Regions from separate parts of the Mus musculus genome. Here regions 2, 3 and 4 are each linked to region 1. The links are chromatin loops, found by intact Hi-C in ENCODE. Cell type or tissue: heart. All regions are shown on one strand. Region 1 holds the start of Pdzd2 (PDZ domain containing 2). Region 2 holds the start of Gm41273 (a long non-coding RNA gene). Region 3 overlaps Pdzd2 (PDZ domain containing 2). Region 4 overlaps Pdzd2 (PDZ domain containing 2).

Evidence for each region. A loop is a pair of places that touch in the nucleus more often than their neighbours do. Peaks named below come from ENCODE experiments on the same cell type or tissue, not always from the same donor. Only the 100,000 strongest peaks of a DNase experiment are listed, where the experiment ranks them.
Region 2: a loop joins it to region 1, with 2.5 times the contacts of the local background. A loop is called at or near these places in 3 of 42 quality-filtered maps.
Region 3: a loop joins it to region 1, with 2.0 times the contacts of the local background. A loop is called at or near these places in 10 of 42 quality-filtered maps.
Region 4: it touches region 1 in a loop (3-fold over the local background); 3 of 42 quality-filtered maps call a loop at or near these places.

The regions. Positions count from the first base shown.
Region 1 is chr15:12,737,257-12,742,256 of GRCm38, reverse strand. It overlaps Pdzd2 (PDZ domain containing 2), which reads left to right and starts at 2,365. Exons shown (of 26, transcript NM_001081064.2): 1 at 2,365-2,640. In heart, a CTCF peak has its summit at 2,072; DNase peaks (open chromatin) are centred at 2,236 and 3,346; H3K4me3 peaks cover 2,075 bases; H3K27ac peaks cover 1,344 bases; H3K27me3 peaks cover 1,194 bases.
Region 2 is chr15:12,646,853-12,651,852 of GRCm38, reverse strand. The region is part of intron 2 of Pdzd2 (PDZ domain containing 2); the gene reads left to right. It overlaps Gm41273 (a long non-coding RNA gene), which reads right to left and starts at 267. Exons shown (of 4, transcript XR_003951631.1): 1 at 1-267. In heart, no CTCF peak of the experiment used is centred here; DNase peaks (open chromatin) are centred at 1,402 and 1,982; H3K27ac peaks cover 497 bases.
Region 3 is chr15:12,687,778-12,692,777 of GRCm38, reverse strand. All of the region lies in intron 2 of Pdzd2 (PDZ domain containing 2), which reads left to right. Among named protein-coding and RNA genes, the nearest start is that of Gm41273, 39 kb to the right of the region's middle. In heart, a CTCF peak has its summit at 2,862 (motif pointing left); no DNase peak of the experiment used is centred here.
Region 4 is chr15:12,373,179-12,378,178 of GRCm38, reverse strand. It overlaps Pdzd2 (PDZ domain containing 2), which reads left to right. Exons shown (of 26, transcript NM_001081064.2): 21 at 1,799-5,000. Among named protein-coding and RNA genes, the nearest start is that of Golph3, 54 kb to the right of the region's middle. In heart, a CTCF peak has its summit at 2,431 (motif pointing right); DNase peaks (open chromatin) are centred at 1,998, 2,438, 3,968, 4,478 and 2 weaker places; H3K4me3 peaks cover 1,477 bases; H3K27ac peaks cover 1,747 bases; H3K27me3 peaks cover 522 bases.

The DNA.
Region 1 (5,000 bases):
ACATATATTTAATAATTCGCCCACCTTTATGCATGTGCCTCTCTCCTCTCTCTCTCTCTCTCTCTCTCTCTCTCTCTCTCTCTCTCTCTCTCTCTGTGTGTGTGTGTGTGTGTGTGTGTGTGTGTGTATGTGACATTGCAAACCTGTGGAGGCCAGTAGACAACCTGAAGTGTTAGTTTCCACCTTCCACCTTGTCTACAAGCTCTCTTTGTTGTTACTGTTTACTGTTCCTACACTAGGAAGGGGTCCAAGCTTCTTAGGATTCCCCTAGACCGTGCTTCTAATCTCACTGAAGGCACGCTTGGATTAATAATGCACTACCACGCCTGGCTTTAGTTGGGGTCCGGAGATTCAAACCCAGATCCTTACGATTGCATGGCAAGTGAGTCGTCTCCCCAACACACTAGTAGTAGCTCGCTTTGCTTTTGTTCGTGTTTTAGAGAGGCTGGCTATTTGACTGGACACCATGATGCACTGAACTTTAGAAACATCCTAAGATCTGTTTTTTGCTTCCACGTACTCCCAGCTCCTCAACTTAGCACACCTGGGAAGGGCTCTGTTGTCATGAATGAAGTGCTACTTTTGTAGCAGATGAGGAGGAAGAGGGCACCTGATGCTTGTGTTGTGAGGGATCTCAGTAGAGCCTGGAAAGGGAGAGTGTCCTTCTGACAAAAGAAACACTCTTCTTGTTGGAGCACAGAGCGGGCTGGAAGGACTGGAACCGGCTGAGTGAGAGGGAGCAATGAGAACCTTTGGAGTGGTGACCATTTGCATATTCAGTTGCGAGCTGGATGCATAGCAGCGCTGTGCCAGGTGGGGAGTACAGAGGCTTAAAAGACACAGGTGGCCTCTTCATGGCTCCTGAGATTGGGAGGGGGTGGTGGCAGCTGAGCCTGGGATCGCTGAACAAACAGATAGCACTGCATAATTGTGGGAGGATTTTTAGTGGCATCCTAATAACACCTTTCTAGGCAATGGTGCCTATTTCATTGAACACCTCCTAAGCGCTACACAGAACAATCCACTGCTCCGTTCTGCATGGTAAGGGTTTTCTCTATAGACAGGAGGAGAAGCTTTCAGGCGGTGAAGACTGCCGTTTATAATACCCAGGCCTGGATTTGTATAGACATTGATCTCTGTGGATTGGGAATTATAAACGCCAAGGAAAAGCTGAATCCAAGAACCCCAACACTTGCTGAAAATACTATCTAGAAACGCCTTGGGTCTACTCTGGTCTCTGGTGCTGAGGGACACTCCATGAGGGCTGCAGGTGACGTAGCTGCTCTTCCAAGAGAGCAGCTCTTAATGCTTTGCTGGGCAAATCTAGAGCCTAGCCATGCTCCAACGTATCCTCACCTCCCTCAAAGCAAAAGATTTCCAATTACTGTTCTGCAGAAAATGTCAAAAGCATTATTCACCAACTCATGATCCCGAGGTTTGTAATTTTTCCTATGTTTTTACCCTTATCTGCCAGCACTTGAAAAAGACCAGCTTTTTCCTCTCAAGAGAGCTTAATTTGCAGAGCCGTGCGGTCTCCCTATTATGTTCTTATCGTCCTCTCCCTGTGGTAGGCAGAATGACAAGGATGACAAAAAAAAAAAAAAAAAAAAAAAGGGAACCAAAAATATTTGAAGACTTCCTGAAAATCTGTGGGATGAAGCATCCAAAAAGCTAGAGGCTCCCGTTTTCCCAGTGACCTGGAATAAAACGAAGGGCAGTTGGCCTTAGCTCTTGAGGTTCACTCAGAAGGAGGTTCACAACGTCCAAATCCTCCATCCTGGGGCCCATGGAATTTCCTCTAGCGGCTTAATTGAAGGATTAACAGCTCTGAGGTTCTTAAGACGCAAAGAGGTTCTCTCTCCCGAGGAATGCTCATACCAAGACTATATTAAGTATCCTAAGGACCAGAGGCCAGTGGATGGATGGTTGGCTTTTCTCCGGTCTCCCTGGGCCTCCCCACCCAATCTCTGATAAGGCAATTGACATTTTTCTCCGCTATGTGCTATGTTAAGTGCTATGCAAAAGGAAATTAAACCTCCTAGCTCTAGTTCTTCCACCTAGATGGCGCCCCAAGCCCTGCCTACATGGCGTTTCTGAGCCGCAGTCTCCCTGGATCGGTTCCTCCCAGGATCCCCAGGAAGCCGGCGCACTAGGACTGCTGTTTCCCTGGGAGAGCGGTCCTCCCCGCTCAGGGGCTTGCTCGGGGGAATCCCCGCCCACCTTGTCATTCCTGCAGGGGAATCCCCGCCCCCTGGGCCTGTCACTCCGGGAAGGTAGTTCCCGCCCCTCGGATCCAGCAGAGGGAAGGAATCCCCGCCCATTCTGGAGGCTCGGAGCATCCCTGCGCTGCGCAGCGAGAAGCTCACTCCCAGCGCCAGTGCGTACTAGCGGCGGGCAGTGGGACGCGGCGGGGCGGCTGCGGCGGGCGCCCTCCAAGCGCCCCACCGATCGCAAGACGCTCGGGATCGCGCCTCCGGCGGCAACCAGCAAACCCCTGCGGCGCGGCTTCTCCCGGCAGGCGCGGCAACAGCACCGGTGGTGGTGGTGGCAGGGGCGGCGGTAGCTGCGCCGGCACCGCCGGGCGGCGCCTGAGTCTGGACGCTCCAGGAGCGGCTCGAGCCTCCGCCGATCCGCGAACAGGTGAAGAGACCTGGCGCCGCAGCCGCGACGGGGGTGGGGCTTCGGGTGGGCTAGCGGGGTAGCTGAGCTCGATAACCCCAAGACGGTGTGCGCTGGAGAAAGTTCAGTGACAATCGGGTGTGGGGATCCCAGTTCAAGCAAAGAGGCGAGTGAGGGCACCCAAGTGGGTCCCCGCGTTAGGTGGCGCAAACTCCTCTTCCTTCTAGTGGGAGGTAAGAGGGGCACAGTGGAGGAGAGAGGTTGGGCGGAGCGAGATGGAGACAGCGGGATAACCGGAGGCGCCTTGCCTGGGACGCCTAAATCGGGCCAAGAATCCTTATCCCAGTGTGTTGGTTTGTCTCTCTACCTTAGCCAGTTACTGTTTTAAGGACCATCCTCCCGCGCTTCATCTCTCGCTAACCCCCCTGCCCACTAAGTGGCGCGAGAAAGAGTCCGCATGAAGAGCAAGGGCATCTTTGGGGGTTTAATGTCATCTGCCAGGGAGATAAGGGATGTTCCAGTAGGAAAGTATTTCTTCCTGAAGTCCCCCCCCCCAAAAAAAAAACCACCTGCCCGCCTTTCCCAATGAAGCACAAGACTGAATTGTGGTGGGGGGAGCATCTAGGACCCTGGACAGAAGTTTACCAGCGGCCCTTCAGCAGCCCTGCTCTCTGCATAGCTCTTGATAAGGGACCCTGGAGTCACACCAGGTCTGGCATGTGCTGGTGGCAAACACTGGAAAGTCGGACACTGGGGCATTCCAGAGTCCAGGCATATACTGGAGATTTGGGCATTGTGGAGGCCTGAGCTGGGGCTTGCCTCTTCCATGGGTTTTGCTTGACAAGTCACAATGAAGCTCCTGAAGGTTAAGTGGTTGTGGAGTGACCAAAGAAAGTGAGTTTCTCTTGCAGACACACCCCTGAATCTTCACAGCACTTCTCTTGGGGGGGGGGGGGGGGAGGAACCTCCCACATTCATCTCTGCTCCAGGCTTGGGCGATAGGGTCTCGACTGTTTCTACTGGGTCAGCTTTTTCTGGCCCGTGCCTTCTGGGTGGGAGCCAGGTAGGTACACGCTGGCAGGTGTGGTGTGGGAGGACTGCTTGTGAGGGCGGAATAAAATCTCTCAGAGCACACCCCTGGCTGTGGGTGGTTGTTCTAGCTCCATGAATTTCTTCTTCTATTTGGATGAGCCAGGAACTGCTGCTACTATAAAAGCTACACCGTGGTGTGAGCTTGTGTGGTGTGTTACCGGGTAGGAGTAGCAGGGCTGGTAGGTGTTGGGAAAAAAATCAGAACCATGTGAGGTATATAAATGCATCCCCTTGGCATAGTTAATAACCGCCTAGAAAAAGAAAAAGGATATTGAATGGCGCTTTACATCTATCATTGAAATTGATTTTGGATGCACTTACGGCAGTTTACTATTTAAGGAAACGTATGATAATTCCTCTATTCATTTCAATCATTTGGAGCACCTGTGGTTTGCTGGGTCTAGGGCTTCCAAGGGAAGTGCACAGAGTAAAGAGACTCTGTCCCTGCTGGCAAGCGTTTCAGTGTAGCAGGAGAGATGTCTCTTTATAGCGATGATACAAGCTAGAGCCCTCTGGCTTTAGAGTAAATTCTCTATGCTTAGTGGGTGAAGGAATGAAGGTATGATTAAATTGCTAAATTTAAGTAAGTTCCAAATAAAACATCTTAGGGGTATGGAGGAGAACAAAGCCCCCTTTTCACTGTGGGGATTGTGGAGCTTTGCGGGGGTCCACCTAGAGGAGGAAGTGTATGCAGAAAGGTTGATCCTGTCTTTGGATTCTTTCATGGCACCAGAGACTGAGCTTTGACCCACATGAATCTGGTTTTCCAGACAGTTGGGAAATAGTTGGGATTTTTGAACAAGGGTCTATCACAATCAGGTATTTGCTTCCGGGAAATTCTTGTGGAAAGAACTGAGACAGGGAGAGGAGAGACGTCGAGTCTAATGAGGAGATTCTTGCAGCGCGATGGTCGAGGAGGCAGTGAAGGTCTAAGCTAGTGGATGGCAGCTTGTGAGGAAGACAGAAAAGAGTCATCAACTGTGGGGCAGGGGTGGGATTCAGAGAGCAGAGACAAAGCCCACCTGCAGGCTCTGAGCACAAGTAGTTGAGCCAAGTTAGGGAGTTTGGGGTTTTAACATCTGACAAAGCAGCAATCTGGAGAAGTCCTTTCAGACTCTCTCTCTCTCTCTCTCTCTCTCTCTCTCTCTGTGTGTGTGTGTACATGTTGGTGAGTGTGAGTGAGTATGTGACGTGCCTCAGGTGTAGCAGTGAGAGGAGCATTCTGTGGAGTCAGTTTTCTCCTTTCATCACAGGTTCCAGGGGCTAAACTCAGGTGGACGGGCTTGCAT
Region 2 (5,000 bases), 90 kb after region 1:
ACTTTATGAAGTTATTAAAGCCTTGAAGGATTAATTATGCTATTATAAAAATGTTGAAGATAAAAGAAGTGAAAATACACGATTAAAAATAACCTCAGTGGGGTTGAGATGGCTCAGCAGTTAAGAGCACTTGATGCCCCTCCAGAGGACCTGAATAACGTTCCCAGCACCCATGCGCAAGTGGCTTACCCCACCTGGAACAAGAGTTCCAGAGATCCAACACCCTCCTCTGGCCTCCCCAGCCACCTGAATATCACACACACACACACACACACACACACACACACACACTTACATACACATGCATGCACAAGAATTTTTTGTTTAAATTATGTGCATAATTAAATACGCAAAATACAGCTAAGCGTATAACTTCCAGCTCAGATGAAGGACATCTAAAATCATGATTGTCTCTTGGCCGATGAGCTCGAGGGTGACTTTACTTTGCATCTTGTTTCTCTCCTTCCCTCCCTTCCTCTCTTCCACTCCCATCTCCCCCCCCCGCCCCCTCCCCCCTGCCCCTTTCCTTCCTTCTCTCCTTCCCTCCACTCCCTTCCTTCATCCCAACCACTTCCTCCCCTCCCCTCCCCCCTCCCCTCCCCCCCCTCACCTCCTTTCCCCTCCCCTCCCCTCCCCTTTCCTTTCCTTTCCTTCCTTTGTTCAGCAGTGAAAACTGACTTAGTGGAGAGGCTGCTTTTTGTCTTTGGAAGAAGAATTCATCTCAGAATTTTCTCAGTGTCTTGTCTATGGGCATCCATAGCTGCACAATGAAGTCAGAAGCAGCCCCAGCAGGGTCAGAGACAGCTAGAGCAGAGGAGAAACTGACCCACACGTAACGAAAGATGCCTGGCCTCAGAAAAGCAGACTTCTCAGAAAAACCATCCTCCTGTGGTGGAGCTATGGGGAACACGTTTGTGGGTCCTAGTACCTCTGTTTGTAGGGTCCCTTGGAGATCTACTGCTTCTGACTTCGGAGCTTCCCTTTGATGCTTGCTGCCCCTCCCTAACCCCTTCCTCAGACATTCTCACGCAGCCCAACTTTCCCTAGGAAAACTGTTGGTTTACAAGGACCTGGTTCATTCTTTCAGACACGCCCACTGTCACTAAACACGTAGTGCATCAACTAATGAATACAGAACCTATAGCCCTGCCCAGATATTGCTGCATTTTCAAAAGGAGGAAGAAATGACCTGTAGGTCAAAGGTCAACTCACTTTCCAATAACTACAAAGTTAGGGCCCATGCCTGGGTAGTAGTGAGACTCCAGGGAGCCTAGTTTAGCTCCTGAGGACCAACACTGAATCAAAGCTCTCTTCTAAAAGCAGGTGCAAAGCCACCTATTTCCTTTGAGCCTTCATGGCTTGCTCATCGCAACATCTGTCCACCAGACACAATACAGTTTTCTTTGAGGATGGACCGCTGCAGAGGAAGTGATCCTTGGTAATGCGCCAGGCAGGGGTTGTTCTTTGGAAGTCTGGGGCCTAAGCTTGTGGCATTGTTGTACAGGGTTACACAGTGTTAACTTTTTCTTTTTTTCTTTTCTTCTTTCTCTCTTTCTTTCCTTCTCTTCTTATCTCTTTCTTTTTGAAAAAAAAAAGCCTTGTTATACTCAAGAGTCAAGTAGTTTCACATTTAGAAGCATATGCGTGTATGCACATGCACACACACACTTAGGCTCTCGATGTATATGTGTTTGTGGGTACATACTAGCCCCTGGGATCCTCCGGGCCCTGCCTCCCTAGTCCTAGGATTATAGTCACATACCACTGTTCCTGGTTTGTGCTGGAGATCTGAACTTAGGCTCTCAGGCTTGTGCAGCAAAGTTCTTTACCGACTGGACCATTTTCCTATCCCTGACAGTATAGTTTTCTTTAAAAGCATTGTCTTAGTTTCCCCAGATTCTGGTATTCTGGCATAGAACCAGTTTGCTAAAGCCCAGTAGTGGCTGCTCAGTCTCAAGGGAGCCCAGATCTGAGAACCATGTGCTTCTAAACCAATTACTATTCCAGGCAGTGGGAGGAGGGGGCCTGGCTCTGCAGCCAGAATTGCCTACCCCAAATCCTTGTTCTGTCATTCGGAGGCTCTATGACTTTGATCAATCCACTAAATTAGTGTATGGTGAATTTCCTTTGTTGCGATTACATACTGGAGGAGAAGCAGCTAGAGGAAGAAGGGGTTTGTTTTTGGCTCGTGGTGTAGGGTGCAGTCCCTCACTGTGGCGAAGGCGTGGCTGCAGGACCAGCTCATAACTGCAGCTCCCAGAACGTGAGGTTTCACTGGATGGATCATGTCCACAGAGAGAGACAGGACAGGAAGCAGAGATGGACTGTAATGCTCAGCTTTCCCTCCCAAAACCGTCATCCATCTAGGCTCTACCTCTTAAAGGTTCCACAGCCTTCCCAAGCAGTACCCTACCTAAGGCACAGATGGCTGTTCAAACATTAACCCCGTGGGGAGACATTTTAGGTGCTGACCATAAGAATTTGTAAAGCTGTAACTTGCTGAGGCCTCTGTTTCTTCATTTGTACAATCTTCTCAGAGGACTTGGACAAGAATCAAGGGTGGAGGAGCACATGGGATATACTTAGGGCAGAACTGGCAGAGGTGTTTGATTGGTGTTTTCATTGGCTGTCTAGCTTCCAGCTGAAAGAGTCTAGCTTCTAGCTGAATCAAATGATGGCTATTGCTTTTGTTTACCTGTCTATCAGTCTACCCATCCATACCTCCATTCATTTAGTAATTACTCTGCTATATGTCATTTAGTAGTCCTAGATGGGAAATCTGTCTCTCCGTCTCGGTCTCTGTCTGTCTCTGTCTCTCTGTGTCTCTGTCTCTCTGTGTCTCTGTGTCTTTGTCTCTTTGTCTCTGTGTCTCCGTGTGTCTCTCTCTCTCTCTGTGCGTGTGTATGTGTGTGTGTGTATGTATGTTTAGATAGGGTCTCATTATGTAACCCTGACTGGCTTGGAGCTCCCTATATAGACCAGGCTGACCTTGAACTCACACAGATCCAATTGCCTCTGCCTCCTGAGTGCTGGGATTAAAGGTGTGCACCACAATACACAGCCAAAAGTAGGATTCTTAATGAATCCAGAAATTCTTCCAAACATGCTTTTAGCCTACTTAATCCATCCTTTCTTAAGAGGCAATGAATAACCTTTTCCCTTGTTGAATTTCCTCTTATCTCCATTGATCTTCACCTACTCTCCTCTTTTAGCATTGACTCTATGATAAATTTCCTTTTTGCTTACGTCCTGATGCCTCTTGTTGGCTATCTTTTTAACTAGCATGAATGTTGCTGTATTTCTCTGTTTTTATATTCTGCATGATGCCTAGTCTATTGAAGATGATTGATAAATCACTCATGGAATGAATAGCCAAAGTTGTTGCTAGAAAAAAAGCACCTCTCGGGAATGAGTAGGGAGGCCAGCCAGCTCCATCTGTGTTCATATAGGACAACCGTTTACAGTGATAGCATTTGCCTTCATCTAGCCATCTCTGCTTTTGAAGAGGCTGGTAGGTAAGAAAATAAAATAAATATTTCTAGATTCCACAACGAGGCTCGGCAATATCACATGTGTATGTAGGCTTGTGCATGTGTGTGCACACATGTGTATGTAGGCTTGTGCATGCGTGTGCACACATGTGTATGTAGGCTTGTGCATGTGTGTGCACACATGTGTATGTAGGCTTGTGTATTTGTGCACGTGCTCTCCTAACCTTTTCATTTCCCCTTTGAGTATGTCTGTTTATTACTCTAAACACAAGAGCCTGTAATGCCTTAGAACCTTGCAGCCTTAGGGCTGGTCCCCGCAGTGACTCTGGCTTGGCCCGGGGCTCTCTGGGGTAGCTCTCTGTTGCAGATTTCCCAGTGTTTTTGCCTTGCCTCAGTTGAACCATGGTGTGTGATCTCTTAGAGCCCATGGCTTGGGCACCACCTTGGGCAGTACCAACCTTGTTCTTATTTTCAAGTTATGCCCATGCACTGAAACTTTGGTAAGTTCCCTGAGATCTGGTGGTTTGGGTTCTTTTCAAACTACCCAGAAGAGGAGAGAATGTGATCACAAAGGTAGTGTCTCCCAGGCAAGGTGCATCCATAGAAGGCTGACCTCTGTAATGTCCCCAAGCAAGACACAGCCATAGCAGTTGGACCTCTGTGATAGCCCCTAAATATGAGAAACTGACCGCTTGGCTTGTTGTCATAGGTTCCCAGTCTCCCCTAAAAATTAAAGATTGAAAAATTAATAAATAAAACTCCCTTCAAGTTTCCTGGCGAGTGACAGAGGAGAGGGAGCGTGGGGTCTGTCACATTGCTGGGTGAACAGAAACAGGGAAAATATCCTTCCTGACACAACCAGTGTCCAAGAGAGGATGCTAATTCATTTCCGAAGATAAAGGAAAGAGACTAACTTGCCTAATGAGTGTGTTTTGATATTGAGCTCATTTGAATGAGTCGCTTAGTCTTTTGCTTTTGACATTTAATATCTCCTCCAGTATTATCATGATGTTAATTCTAAAGAAAAAAAAATAGAAAGTCCCCCTCTGTAATTTGAATAGGAAAGAATCGCTTTTTATTAATTAGGTTATTTATTTACTTCATATCCCAACCACAGCTTTGCCTCCCTTTTCTCCTCAAAGCCCATTCTTCTCCACCCCCCCCCCACTCCTTCCCTTCTCCTCAGAAAACGGGAGCCCTCCTATGGATATCAACCAGCCTGGGCACATCAAGCTGCAGTAAGACTAGGCATCTCCTCTTCTATTAAGCTGAACAGGGCAGCCCAGTAGGGAAAGAGATCCAAGGACTAACAACGTAGTCAGAGACAGGCCTGGCTCCTGCTTTAAGAGTCCCACATGAAGACCCAGCTGCACAACTGTTACATATGTGCAGAGGGCCTAGGTCCATTCCATGCATGCTCTCTGATTAGTAGTTCAGTCTCTGTGAGCCGTTATGGGCCCAGGTTAGTTGGTTCTGTATGTTTTCTTGTGGTGTCCTTGACCCCTCTGG
Region 3 (5,000 bases), 49 kb after region 1:
TTTTCAGTTACCCAAGCAGTGGTGTTAGAGGCATCAGCAAATTGTTTCTTATATACGAGGACCACTGAGACCTGGAAATCCATGGGTTTCAGGATTGATTTATCCAGGCTCTGCCTCCTGATAAGGCCACATGTAGCTACAAGGTGTATTGCTGTTCAAGTGGGTCCAGGCCGTGTATTACTATATGGAACATCTGATATGTTAACATATTGGAGGTTATTTTAGTCCATAGTTGCCTCCTCTCTTACTGGAGTCTGCAGAATACTATTATGGGGAATTGGACTCCCAGATTCCTGGGCACAACCAACTGATTTTTTTTCCCCCTGAGGAGGTTCCCAGAGAAACTTTAGAAATTTGCTTCTGGTGTACTGATCTCTGGGTCAGGCAGATTTCTGGGAAGGTAGACTTTCCTTGTGTTTATCATATGGGGTGAGCTTGTCTGTCTGTCTGTCTGTCTGTCTGTCTGTCTGTCTATCGTTCCTATAGTCAATGCTAAGGCATCTCTGGGTTGGGCCTCGGCTTCCAAGGCCTTCCTTACAAAGAATGAGAAACACCCCACAGGCCCATCAGGGCTATTTACGTTCTGGCAAATCCATCAGAAACACCACTCAGGTCATTTGAGATCTTGTCTTTTTGTCCCCACAATTAGTCATCCCTGACTTTTAGAAGAAGCCAAACCTCAGAGATAAATCTGGTAAAAATATCATTTGGGATCAAAAATAAGCTCAGCCCCAATACGCAGATTCCTGAGCCGCCTGCAGAAAAGTAGGACCCTGTCCAGGGAGCTCTGGTCTTCTAGCTGGAGAGAGCAGTCCATGTAGGGTTATGTTCCTCCATCCCAGCCCACCTTGGCCAACTTTCCTCATTTAGCATCAGTTTGCCCATCTGATAAATGGAAATACTGCATGGGGTTGTTGGATGGGTATGCACAATGACTGGTGCCTGGAATCTACTAGATCCGCTTTACAGATGCTTGCTGTCCTTCTGCTGTTCAGGATGCTCAGTGTGTTACCCTCCTAATAGGCATTTATTTTTCCCCAATTATGAAGGCCAAAGACCCCAAAGCAAAGAGCCAGCAAGGGCCACACTGCCTCCCGAAGGAACTGGGTGAGGCCTCTTTCTCCCTTGCCCAGTTGCAGGGAGCATTACACATCCCTTAGATATATCTGTCACTATGGCTGTCTTCCTCTGCTGCCTCTGCCTCACGCCTATGTCTGGTTGCCTTCTGCTTTTCTTGTAAGTGTATGTGGTGTAGCATGTCAGGAAAGCCTGGATGATACAAGCTAAGTATCTCCTTTCATGATCCTTAACTTCATCATGTTGGGAAAGACCCTTTTCCCAAATAATATGACATTCACAGGTTCTCACAACTGAGATATGGATACCAGAGGGGACCACCATCCAGCCATCCCTAAGAGGTAAATACTGTCTGTATGATTATGGTGGTCATGCTGGGAAGAGCAATACAAAGCAGGACAGAAGCGCTTGCACATCCAGGGTTCTGACAGGTCGTCCTCAGAGGTGCTACCCAGAGAAGTCCAGACTCTGGTCTGATTCAGCTGCCTACCCTTCACTTATAATGGGAGGTTGAGGCAGAGAGATCAGGATTTTGGAGTTATCCTCAGTTAGATAGTGAGTTTGAGTCTACCTTGCGCAAAAGTGAAAGCCTGTCTCAAGTAAAATGCAAACCAAAAAAAACTATAAACAAAAAAATGTATTTATTTATTTATGTATTTATTTATGTATTTATTTGTTTGTTTGTTTGTTTGTTTATGTATATGGGTGTTAGCCTGTGGGTATGTATGTGTGCCATGTGCATGACTGGTACCTGAGGAGGCCAGAGGAAGACATTGGATCCTGTGGAACAGATGGTTGTGAGCTGCCATATGGGTGCTGGGAACCGAACCCAGGTCTTCTGAAAGAGCAGCAGATGCAATTAAATCACAGAGCCATCTCTCCAGTCCCTTAATACCTTTATATATATACATATAGATAGATAGATATAGATATAGATATAGATATAGATATAGATATAGATATAGATATAGATATAGATATAGATATAGATATAGATATCCTCCTGCCCCAGCCTCCCAAATATTGGGACCTCTGACTGATGTGTGCTAGTGCAGTTCACCTCCCTGTGCTTCCTAACTAAACCCAAAGTAACTTTCATTTCCAGACCCATAGATTCTGGACTCCTCTGACCCTAATAGAACACCTAATGGTAATATATATAAATATATATATATTAAATATATATATATGTTTTGTTTTCCTTCAGCTTTCCCCCCAAGATCCCTTTCAGTGTAGGCCTTGGCACACACAACCATAGATGTTTATTTATTTGCAAAGCCTCCCTCCCACTACACCATAAACTGTGCAGGCAGGGAGAACCACTTTGTATTTGTGAGGGACGTCCAGGCCCAGATTTTGTTCCTACCTCCTCCTCCTTGTGTTGAGAACAGAAATAGCACTTCACTGATTTCTGCCCAGGCAGTCATCAGAAGTATTTGCTGAAGGATGTGTATTTTACTGACAGCTTCGTGGAGGAGACAGGAGCACAGCTCCCTCAGAATCCTACTGGAAATGGTTTGTGATTCTCTTGCCCAGAGTTCTACATTCCTGCCAGCTGTCTTATCTCTGCCCCCCTCCCCCCCCATCCTTCTCACTTCCACAGACTCTTAAGACAGAAAAAAAAGGGGGAAAAATCAGCATTCCAGGGCTTCCCTGGATTTGTACCGCCTCTAAGCCAAGCAAATATCCACCTGCCATTATTTCTTAAAACTCCTGAAAGGGGCCAGCTATAGCAGTGATGGGCTTAGTTCATTCCACTGCCCCAAGGGATCAACACTGCCCCCTAGAGGGCCTGACAGTGTAGGTGGTGGACTGTATGAATGAATGAAAGGTGAAGTCTGAGCGAGCTGGATGGGATGCTTGGAGGAGATGTTCTTACACGGCAGCCATTGTTTGTCACTTTTAAAATAGGGACTTGCTATGTAGCTCATACTGGTCTCAAATTCATGATCGTCTTGCCCCAGCCTCCCGAATATTGGGACCTCTGGCGTGTGCTAATGCACTTCACCTCCCTGTGCTTCCAAACTGAACCCAAAGTAACTTTCATCTCCAGACCTATAGATTCTGGACTCCTCTGACCCATGAGTACTGGCCAATACAACACCTAATGGTATTGGAATGAATGCCCCCCATCCTGTGATGTGTGTGCCCCTCTCTCATAAACGGTCATGATGTTCCTGATGACCTGAGGGTTGTCACCATAGCACCCCTGAACCCCAGGTCACAGAGATCTGACCTCCCTGCATCAGTTTGCAGAACATGACTAGAGGTTACAACTTGAACCCAATACTAAGTGTCTTAGTCTTTTTTCTATTGCTATCATAAAACACCAATACTGAGGCAACTTGTAAAAGAAAGGGTTTAACACGGAGATCATCGTTCCAAAGGGTTTGAGTTCATGACCATCATGGTGGGGAGCATGGCAGCAGGCAGGCAGGCATAGCACTGGAGCAGTAGCTGGGAGCTGACATCTGGTCCGCAAGCATGAGCCGCTAACTCAGAACAGCATGGGCTTTTGAAATCTCAAAGCCTGCTTCCAGTCATACACTTCTTCCGACAAGGCCACACCTCCCCATCCTTCCCAAACAGTTCTACCAACTAAGAACCAAGTATTCCACCCTATGAGCAATCTCATTTAAACCACCACACTGAGCATAACTCACCTGAGGTCTAACCTTCTCCTGGCATAGAACTGGTACTTTATTGAGAATGACATGAATTCCCCCACACCTCCAACATACACACACAAGATCCCTCCTATCTCAAAATATAGTATATGAAATAATTAAAAATTAACTTTTAAAAATTAAGAACAGAATGAAATGGGCATTGTGAATGCCATCAGACAACAGGAACATTGTGTAGTAAGAAGCTGGGGAAATGGGGAATGACATTAGAATGCTAAATTGCCTCGAATTCTTGCTCTCTGACATAGCCTAGGCTAACTCAAGCAGTGCTTGTATTAAGTCACTTACTAATGGGCCAGACTGAGTAGCTCATGCATTTAGTCCCAGAGGCCAGCTTGGGTCTGCATAGTGAGTTAGTTTCAGGCCAGCTAAGACTACATAGTGAGATCCTGTCTCAAAAAAACAAAAACAAAACAAAGCAAAAACCCCAAAACCTGTCTTATTCATCAGGGAGGGGCTTATGAAATCAGATAGGTGGGAACCCCTATCTGAAAGTAATTGACAGTTGCTGGCTACTGGGGGAAGGAACGTCAGTTTTCTTCAAGGAGGTAGGCATCCTCTTGGTATTGTCAGACTTTTTCTCATGTGTGTTTGCAGAAAATTTATGTTGTTTTGAGTTGGGGAGTGCATTTCTGCCTGATCTACTTTCTAGGCCGTTCCTCTGCCACTGAGCCAGTACAGGATGCTGCGCGGCGTCGGCACAAAAGCCTGAAAGCTGCTTTGTGGTACAGGGAGGTCTCTGAGATGCCTGTATTCTAAACCAAGGAGCCTGGTGACATTGGGACCTAGCAAGGGTGCTCTGCACACTGATGTGACTCCAGGTTCACCATCCAGGGCCAGTCTCTGTCTCCTTTGTCATCTCCTAAGATCGAGTTGCAGGAGATGGGAGCTGCCGGCTTATGATATGAATCCAGATTTTATCAGACTGGCTTTGTTTGGCACCGGAGGGAGAGAAGGGGAGTGGGCCTGGGTGGAAACCAGTAGTAAGCATCTACTAAATGCTAACAGTTTTACATAATAATTCCATTTATTGCTCCTGACATCAGCATGTGAGTCATTATTGTCCCCTTAGTATGATTGAGAGACCAGGGCTTAGGAAGCCAGGAGCTTGCTTTGCCACCAAGAATACCTGCAGCCCCGAGCCATCTGCCTCCAGGGTCCAGGCTTTGGTTTGTGGTGGGGCTGGAGGTAAGAGAAGATGGTTTATCTTTGTTTGGACTGCTTCCAGGGTTGGTG
Region 4 (5,000 bases), 360 kb after region 1:
ATAGTTGAATGAGAACAACATCTGGATCAGCAGGTATTGCTGGCAGCAGCTCGTCTCCCACAGCAGGCCTGGGTAGTTCCACGCCATCTCCATGGGCGTCTTGATGAACCAGCCTTGTTATTGCCACACGCTCCACACGGAGGCCACAGGGTTCAGGTTTAGCCAAGCACAAGCTGTGGAGCAAACCCTGGCTCTCCCGCCTGTGAACTGTGAGCTTGGGCATGTTACCTAACCATTCGGTGACTCCCTTCCTCGTTCTCTCAATGCACAGGGCCCACCCACCTCCCAGTACTGGGAAGAAAATTAACTGTGTGGAAATCTCCTTCCACGGTGCTAAGACTTCATTATTGGCTAATAATTAGTTTGTAATTATTCATAAAGGGACAACAGGAGGGGGATAAAAGATTCAATTAAAGCCAAGCCCAGTGACACAAACCTATAATCCCAACCAGTCCTGAGGCCAAGATAGGATGGTGGCAGGTTCATGGCCTGCCTTACTGAACTTGCTGAAACCCAATATCAAAGTGTCATGTGAGCAGGGCCAGTAAGATGGCTCAATGGTTATCGCAAGGTCGCCCTCTGGTATATAGTGAGTTCAAGGTTAGCCTGGGATACTCAAGACACTCTCTTTTTTTAAAAACATTTTAATAGATTTATTTTATTTATATGAGTACACTGTTGCTGTCTTCAGACACACCAAAAGAGGTCATTAGATCCCATTACAGATAGTTGTGAGCCACCATGTAGTTGCTGGGATTTGAACTCGGGACCTTTGAAAAAGCAGTCAGTGCTCTTAACCACTGAGCCATCTCTCCAGCCCCAAGACTCTGTATTTAAAACCAATTAATAATTATAAAGCTTTGAGGACATATACTTAACATTTGGGGTAACACTGCTCATACGAAGACCTTTTGTGGGTCACTTGTCAAAGTGATATTAGCCCAAGAGAGTGCAGTGCATGCTACTGGGCTTTCTGAGGAGACACCCTAGGACAGAGCGGCTCTCAGCACCTGCCCTGAGTGACATGCCATGCCCCCCCCAACTGCCCCCCTTCCAACGGTCCCTGCTTCTCGGAGCTGTGTGCTCTTTTGTGCCTCTGTGCTTTCAGCCTGGTGTTCTCCTCCCCACTCGGAGCAATCCGTCCCTCATGAGCCCCTCTCAAGCTTCCTCTACCGTTAAGGCTTCCTGGAATAACTGGCTTTCAGATCCCCTGTTTGGACAAGTCACTTCAAAGCCGAGCTGAAGCTCAGTACCAACAAGGGCCCCACCTGGAGCGTCGGCTCCGTCTCCTGTGCAGCGCAAAAAAAAAAAAAAAAAAAAAAAAGCAAGCCTCCCTGTGGTTTGGAGGTTGAACTGTTTCTTGGTACAGTCCGAGTCACTCATAGTCAGATAAATAGATGCTGGAATGAGGTAAGACACGAAGCCTCTGCCCAGTCTAGGCCAAAGCTAAGGAATACAACCAACGGTGTCTGTCTTTCCAGAACTGCTGACGGCAGAGACATTTGGGTAAAGAAACCCAGGCAGAAGATTTCTGGTGTCTCCTATCTGAAAGCAAACAAAGAGGGAAATGGGCAAGTTTAAATGTCCATTCTGCTTGTCCCAGTTACTTTAAGGCCATTAAAGCAGGGTGGTGGTTCCTAGATCTGAGCGCTCTACAATTGGAGAGAGAAAAAAACCAAAGGTCTAGATGCAGGCTGTGGACTTCTGAGAAACAGTATTGAGATGGCTTATGTTTGCAGAACTTCTAGAGGGTTCCCGTTTGCTTACACTTCCCTTTCCTCTCCCCTACCCTATACAGGATGGGATGGGTCCTCAGACCATCCCCCTTCCCCAGGGAAGAGCAGGGAAGTTCGTCCTGACTCCAGCGAGACTCCTGCAGTCACCGAGCAAGTCCTCCAACCTGAGAGCCTCAGCCAGCCTGTGTCTCCCGGGACCTCGGAGCCTGAGTCCCAGGGCGTATCTAAAATGAAGCCAGCCAGCCAGAGAAGCCTGTCTCCCAGGGAGAAGGCCTCAGCTCTTCCCGACTCCAGCAGGACTTGGGCTGGCCCTGGGGACAGCACTCCCAGCACCAGGAGAGCAGCTGTCCCCATGAGCATAGGAGAGACACGAGCTACGGCCATCCCTCATCCCTCCCTCCTGGGTCAGGAAAGGAGCCGAGACCCCTCGGGTCCCAGCAAGGCCCTGGAAACTCCAGGACACTGCGTACCTACAAGCTTGAAAGATAGGGCTCTGCTTGAAGAAACAGCGTCAGCATCTGGAAAGTTGTCACACGCCGGTCCCTCTGTGCCAGTGACTACTGATGGGACCCTGTCGGGGAGCACAGAGAGCCCGGTGACAGACATTGACAAGTTCATTGGGGAAGCCCCGGAGGCGTGGCTTTCTCAGTCTCCTCAGAGAGCAGACTGCAGGACTCACCAGGACATTTTTGAGAGTCAGCCACCAGGGGGAGCTGGGGGTGGCAGTTCCCACCATGGGAAGACCGGAGGCACAGGCTCACCCCCACCCCCTCAGTGGACCTTCCAGCCTTCCGTTCTGGATTCCGTCCATCCTGACAAACAGTTGGCTGGGAACAAAAACTTTCTGAACAACTACTCCAGAAATTTTAGCAGTTTCCACGAAGACGGCGTCTCGGAACCTTCGCCCTCGTCCATGTATGGCGATGCTGAAGACTCGTCTTCAGACCCCGAGTCTCTTGTTGAAGATCCACGAGCAGCGGCCAGGAACAACTGGCCAGCTCCTCCATCTCATGAGTCCTCCCGTAAGGAAGGTAGCAGTGAGTCTGAGGACGAGCAAATAGAAATCTGTGCCCCAGGTGGTTGTCCTGAGACCCCAGTGCCTGCCCAAGCTCCTGCCCAGGCTGCAGGCGGCGCAGTTCCCTCGGTACAGCAGACTGTGAGGGAGCCGGTGGGGGACGCCTGCGAGAAAGCCTGCTTCATGACAGGAGCCTCGAACACTTGCATCCCGGGCTCTTCCCAGCCATTTTCCTTCCTGGATGTAAGCTCTCTGGAGCATGAGACTTGGGCGGGCGTACAGACTTCACGGAGCCACATGCCCGGGTGCGCAGAGGAAACCTTGGCGGTCAGCAGCACCGGCTCAGTCGTGGGAGACAGCCAGCCTTCTCAAACGACCAGACCTTGTGGAAACCCGCCATTTGTGCTCAGGAACCCAGATATGGTAAATGGTTTGGGACAGGACCTGCTGGATGAGGGAACCCCAGACAAAGGAGCAGATGCCTCTCATGTCATGAGCAGTGTGTATGCCCTGGGGGCCGAGGGCCCTAAGAATGGAGAGGCCGTTTTGGCAAACCTACACATTGCCAAGGGCGGCAACCTGGACGGCTTGCTACAGAAACCAAAAACGACCTCCAGGAGGCCTATCATGACCTGGTTTAAAGACATAAATAAAGACAGCCAAGGCGCACATCTGCAGAGCAAATCTGAGAAGGAACAACCCTCAATGCTGGCTATGAGTCCTGGCTCGAAAGGCAACACGGTGAACCCCAGCCACAGAAAGGGAATGGCTGTGCCTAAGAGTCCACCTCCCCGGCAGAAGAGTCAAGAAAATAAGGACCTATCCCCTAAAAGCCCAGTGGAAACACTAAGTAACTGTCAGAAGCCCAAGGGCAGCCCGAAGCTTAAGAGGCTGAACAGCAAAAGCAAAGCCAGTCCGGAGGCACCTGTGGCCAGTCCCGCTAAGGGCGGCAGGACCGACCACAGGAAGTCCTTGCCTTCACCCCAGGCTGCCCATAAAATGCTTTCTAAGGCAGTGTCACACAGGCTCCACATAGCTGACCAAGAGGAGCCTAAGAACACTGCTGGAGACACCTCCAAGCCTCCCCAGTGTGTGCCAGAGAGCAAGCCACCCCTGGCTGCCTCTGGGTCGCTGAGGACCTCCGCATCTGACACAAGCATTAGAACCATTACTTCTCCCCTGACCTCCCCCAAGCCTCTCCCTGAGCAAGGTGCAAACAATAGGTTCCACATGGCTGTCTACCTGGAATCTGACACAAGCTGTCCAGCCACCTCCAGGCCCCCTAGGTATGGACCAGAGGGCAAGGTGCCCCATGCTAACTCTGGGTCAGTGAGTCCCTCCGCATCGAGGACCAATATAGCCTTGGCAGGGGTCAGACAGAGCAAGCAGTTCACACACAGCCGAGTAGACTTGGTGTTAACAGAAGCAGCCCAGCCCCAGGGCATCAGTGAGAAAGGAACCGAAAAAATGGCTAGTGATCCTCTGGAAAGGACAAACCAGCTAAAAATCATTGAGATTTCTTCTGAAAGAATGCCAAAGAATGCATGTGGCGACAAGCCACCTGGTAGTGACAGAAAGGGCGGGTTCTTAACCCAGAGCAACTGTCAGGAGAAGAGTTCGGTCCGACTCAGGCAGTCAGCAGAATCGTCCCCAAAGCAGCCGCACTTCCCTCCCTCCCAGGCCTCCCAGGGGGAACAGGAAATGCGTTGGTCCTACAGCATGGCCAGACTGGCCTCCTCCTCCCCCTCCGCCCCGCAGCTGCCCTCCAAAATGCCAGATTACTCCCAGGGCAAATCAAGCCAAATGCCAGCCTCAGTCGGGGTGCCCAAAAATGGCGTACCCGTAGGCCTGGCCGGAGAAGAGCCCCCCTACTTCACACCAAGGCCAGCCACCAGGACTTATTCCATGCCAGCCCAGTTCTCGAGCCATTTTGGACGAGAAGGTCTTTCCCCACCCAGCCCAAGTCACTCGCCTCAGGACCCCCAGGTCACTGCAATGAGTGGCAGTCTCTCTGAGAAGTCAGCCAAAGGCGTGACTAACGAACAGGGCGTGTACAGTGTGAAACCTCTACTGGAAACACTTAGGAACCCACCACCAGTGGATGTGGGGGATGTCAGTGCGGTCCCCGAGGCAAGCGGCCTCATCCCAGACAAACTCAAAGTCACCAGGAGACACTACTACTGTGAGCAGAGCTGGCCCCATGAATCTACCTCGTTTTTCTCTGTGAAGCAAAGGATCAAGTCTTTCGA